Regions from separate parts of the Homo sapiens genome. Here region 1 is linked to region 2. A link is an interaction called in ENCODE POLR2A ChIA-PET data of the cell type or tissue named here. Cell type or tissue: PC-3. All regions are shown on one strand.

Region 1 (2,500 bases), 350 kb before region 2:
CCATGAGCTCACCACAGCACCCTAGCTTGGGTGACAGAGTGAGATCCTGTCTCAAAAAAAAAATAAAAAAGTTTTAGAGTCAGACTTTCTCTATGCTGCCCAAGCTGAGCTCAAGAAATCCTCTTGTCTCAGCCTCCTGAGTAGCTGGGACGGCAGACATGTGCCACCATGCATGGCTCATGGTTGGTTTTTCAAATTATTGTCAAGTGTTATAAAAATTTGAGTTGTTCTTTTAAAATATAGTATAAACTCATCTACTAAATCAGCAAAATGAAATACCTTCGCTGCTTCTTTATTTTACTTATTATTATATTTTTATATATTTACTTATATTTTTATTATATTTACTTATTATTAATTTTAGATGGAGTCTTGCTCTGTTGGCAGGCTGGAGTACAGTGGCATGATCTCGGCTCACTGCAACCACCACCTCCCGGGTTCAAGCGATTCTCCTGCCTCAGCTTCCCAAGTAGCTGGGATTACAGGTGCATGCCACCAGGCCCAGGTAATTTTTCTATTTTCAGTAGAGATGGGGTTTTGCCATGTTGGCCAGGCTGGTCTCCAGCTCTTGACCTTAAGTGATCCACTCACCTCAGCCTCCCAAAGTGCTGGGATTACAGGCATGAGCCACTGTGCCTGGTCTGCTTCTTTATTTTAAAATGTGGGGCTAAAAAAACCTTTTTAAAAAAGATTTGGGAACAGCTGGGCATGGCGGCTCATGCCTCTAATCCCAGCACTTTGGGAGGCCGAGGAGGGCGGATCACGAGGTCAGGAGATCGAGACCATCCTGGCTAATACGGTGAAACTCCATCTCTACTAAAAAATACAAAAAAAAAAAAAAAAATTAGCCGGGCGTGGTGGTTGGCCCCTGTAGTCCCAGCTACTTGGGAGGCTGAGGCAGGAGAATGGCGTGAACCCAGGAGGCGTATGTTGCAGTGAGCCAAGATCGTGCCACTGCACTCCAGCCTGGGCGATAGAGTGAGACTCCGTCTCAAAAAAAAAAAAAAAAAAACAAAAAAAAGATTTGAGTCTTGCTATGTCTCCCAGGCTGGATTGCGGTGGTACAATCATAGCTCACTGCAGCCTCAAACTCTGAGGCTCAAGCAATCCTTCTGCCTCAGCCTCCTGAGTAGCTGGGACCACAGGTGCCACCATGCCCAGATAACTTTTACATTTTTTGTAGAGATGGGGTCTTGCTATGTTGCCCAGGCTGGTCTCAAGCTCCTGAGCTCAAGTGATCCTCTAACCTCGGCCTCTCAAAGTGTTGGCATTTCAGGTGTGAGCCATTTCGCCTAGCTGATGTGGTGACTTAAACAACAAAAATTTATTTCCTCACAGTTTTGGAAGCTGTAAGTCTGAGATCAAGGTGTCAGAAGGATTGGTTTCTCTTAGAGCCTGTCCCTTTCACTAAAGCTGGCTGTCTTCTTCCTGTGTCCTTATAAGCTCTTCCCTCTTCGTGTCTATGTCTTAATCTCTCTCTCTTTTTTTTTTTTTTTTTTTTGAGGCGGAGTCTCCCTCTGTCTCCCAGCATGGAGTGCAGTGGTGCAATCTCGGCTCACCATAACCTCCATCTCCCGGGTTCAAGTGATTCTCCTGCCTCAGCCTCCCGAGTAGCTGGGACTACAGGCATGCTCCACTATGCCCAGCTAATTTTTGTATTTGTATTTTTAGTAGAGACGGTGTTTCACTATATTGGCCAGGCTGGTCTTGAACTCCTGACCACGTGATCCGCCCGCCTCGGCCTCCCAAAGTGCTGGAATTATAGGCTTGAGCCACCGCGCCCGGCCTTTTTTTTTTTTTTGGACACAGGGTCTCACTGTCACAGCAAAGCTGGAGTGTAGTGGTGTGATCATGGCTCACTACAGCCTTGCACTTCTGGGCTCAAGCGATCCTTCCACCTCAGCCTCCCAAGTAGCTGGGATTACAGGCGTGTGCCAACTGTAATGTAGAGTTAATTTTTTATTTTGAGACAGAGTTTTGCTCTTGTTGCCCAGGCTGGAGTGCAAGGGCACAATCTCCGCTCACAGCAACCTCCACCTCCCGGGTTCAAGCAATTCTCCTGCCTCAGCACCTGCTGCCTTACAGGCACCTGCTGCCACATCTGGCTAATTTTGTATTTTTAGTAGAGACAGCGTTTCTCTATGTTGATCAGGCTGGTCTTGAACTCCTGAGCTCAGGCAATCCACCCGCCTCAGCCTCCCAAAGTGCTGGGATTATAGGCATGAGCCACCGCGCCCGGCCATGTGGGGCTAATTTTTAATTTTTTTGTACAGATTGGGGTCTCACTATTTGCCTAGGTTGGTCTCAAACTGCTGGGCTCAAGCGATCCTCCCCAGTCTGCCTCCCAAAGCATTGAGATTAGAGATGTGAGCCACCGCACTCAATCGACTCCTCTTATAAGGACACCAGTCATCTCAGGTTGAAGCTCACCCATATGACCTCATTTTAACTTAATTACCTCTTTACAGACTCTATTTCCAAAGTCAGTCATATTCTGAGG
Region 2 (2,500 bases):
CGTGCCCGGCCTATGGTTGCAATTAACTTCTATTCATGTCAAGTGATATTGGTTTTCCATTTATAATAATAAATGTATTTTAGGCTGGTAGCAGTGGCTCATGCCTATAATCCCAGCACTTTGGGAGGCCAAAGTGGGGAGATCCCTTAAGGCCAGAAGTTCGAGATTAGCCTGGCCAAAGTGGCAAAAACTCCATCTGTACTAAAAATTAGGTAGGCATGGAGGTGTGTGCCTGTAATTCTAGCTACTCAGGAGGCTGAGGCACGAGAATAGCCTGAACCCAGGAGATGGAGGTTGCAGTGAGCCGAGATCACACCACTGCACTCCAGCCTAAATGACAGAGCACAACTCTGTCTCTAAAAAAAAAAAAAAAAAAAAAGTTGTGAAAGTGAGGCTCAAATGACTGAGACATCGCTGTAAGAACTGGAGAGCCACTGGAAGAAAGCAAAGAGATACAACTCTGTTACAGAACTCCATCCACACAGACGACATGTATTGGGTGCTATGCCAATCACTATTCTAGGCCCAACAGATAGAGCAGAGAAAAGCCAGATAAATGTATGTTAGGTTTACATTTTAGACAAAAAAGAGGATCCAGGTCACAAATAAAATAAACCCAGGTAAAGAGAGAGAGAGAATGATATACAAAGTAAAATGTGGAGAGCCTTGAGAAAGCAGCAGAAGGGAACGAGCCAGGCCACCACCTACAGGAAGAGCAGGACAGGCGGTGGGAAAAGCTGGAGGCCTGGTTGGGCCTATGGGCCTGCTGGAGGGAGCAAAATGGCTGAGAGCTGCAGCAGAGGAGCCAAGGCCAGAGAGGGAGCAAAGGGCTGGGCCCTGCAGGGCCTCGCAAGCCAGGACTCGGGAGGTATTCCACATGTGATGGGAGGCCACAGAGAGTTTGGCACGAGGAGGTGATGCTCTCTCTGGAGGGTAAGTGCAGAGGCAGGAAGCCCAGGGAGGATGCCCGCACGGCAGCCCAGAGGAGAGACAACAGTGCCGAGTGTAGGCAGTAGTAGGGGAGGCAGGAAGAAACGGTGAGAGGCAGTTTGTGGGCAGCACTGGCTGGATTTACTGAAGAACTGATGTGTAAGGCAAGAGAGGACTCATGCAGCATTTTTGTTGATGTCTCTTATAGCCTAAGCCTGGGGATGAACAGCGCTATCATCTAATGAAATGGAGAAGACAGAAGAGCCAAGAAGCAGGCAGGATGAGACTCAAGACTGCAGATTTTGACAGGTTGAGTTTAAGATGCCAGTGAGCACCATCACAGGACTCTTGAGCGGAGAGCTGGATAAACCAGTCTAGAATTTAGGGGTGAGGCCAGGATTGGAGCCAATAGCATTGGGTGGTATTTAAAGCCTTGGGACTGAATAAGAATGCAGGAGAGAAAAGGCCCAAGGATTAACCCCAGAGGCACTTCAACATCTCCGGTGGGAAGGTAAAGAGCTTGGACTGAATCCTGAAGTGTAGTTCTCCAAGTGTAGTTTTCCAAGATATTGTAGCCAACATAATTTGGGTGGTAATGTCAGTTTTATTAGTCATGTGTTTACTTTTACAGGCAAAAGGGATTAAGGAAAAGAATAGTGAAGTATGTGGACAGTACGAACAACTGCCAGACGATTCTGCAGAGAGGTGAGCACTGATGGTGCAGAAGAGAGAGGACAACGCTGCCAGAGCAAAGCCCTTAGGCAGGAGAGAAGGAAGGAGTCCAGCGCCTACACTGAGGGGCTTGCTGTGGAAGCAGGGACAGTCCCCACGGTGCCAGCGAGGAAGCCAGAGTAAGCCGACGCTGGGAGGAGGGGGTGTTAGTGCAGGGAGCACAGAGCCCTTCTCTTCTGACTGCTTCCAGTTCCTCAGTGAAATCAGAGGAAAGCAATGAGGAATGGGATCAGGGAGGGGATGTCCCAGTTTGAGAAAAGAGCATTCTCCTAGTGCGCAGAGGGGAATGTACTAGGATTGCCAGCCTGGATGAAGGCTTTCTAGTGAATTGTGGACAACATCTGAAGTGAGAACTCAGGAAAGGATGTTATGTTTTCTTCTAGCTACATTCAGCTGCTCGGGGGCATACACCATGCAGGCAGGATGGAATTTAACCAATTACATTTTTTCCAGCAACAGAGGGAGAGAAAAGTAAGGAATTATTGCATAGTACTAAAAAAATTAATGACTTATATGGCAAAATATTGAGTGGTCATTTCATGCTGTAAATCAAAATAAGTTCTAGATTAAGTAGAGTTAAAGTAATAAGTAAACTATAATAAAAACTGGAAGAAATAACAAGCTAATATTTATTTCTTAGGATTGGGAGAGAATCTTCCATGCAGAAAAGCAATGGAAGGTATCATTAAAAATATTCATTTGATGCCCAAAAGGTATGTGAAAAAAATGCTCAACATCACTAACCATCAGGGAAATGCAAATCAAAACCACAGTGAGGTATCATCTCCTACAGTCAGAATGGCCATTATCAAAAAGACAAAGGGTAAGTGTTGGTGAG

The links. ChIA-PET counts read pairs that join two places held together with the same protein. Peaks named below come from ENCODE experiments on the same cell type or tissue, not always from the same donor. Only the 100,000 strongest peaks of a DNase experiment are listed, where the experiment ranks them.
Region 1: POLR2A ChIA-PET joins it to region 2 with 8 read pairs; 2 of 35 experiments call an interaction of 5 or more read pairs at or near these places.

Annotation. Positions count from the first base shown.
Region 1 is chr6:15,229,755-15,232,254 of GRCh38, forward strand. No RefSeq gene overlaps it. Among named protein-coding and RNA genes, the nearest start is that of JARID2-DT, 14 kb to the right of the region's middle. In PC-3, no CTCF peak of the experiment used is centred here; no DNase peak of the experiment used is centred here.
Region 2 is chr6:15,576,412-15,578,911 of GRCh38, forward strand. The region is part of intron 7 of DTNBP1 (dystrobrevin binding protein 1); the gene reads right to left. Among named protein-coding and RNA genes, the nearest start is that of DTNBP1-AS1, 32 kb to the left of the region's middle. In PC-3, no CTCF peak of the experiment used is centred here; a DNase peak (open chromatin) is centred at 1,480; H3K27ac peaks cover 970 bases.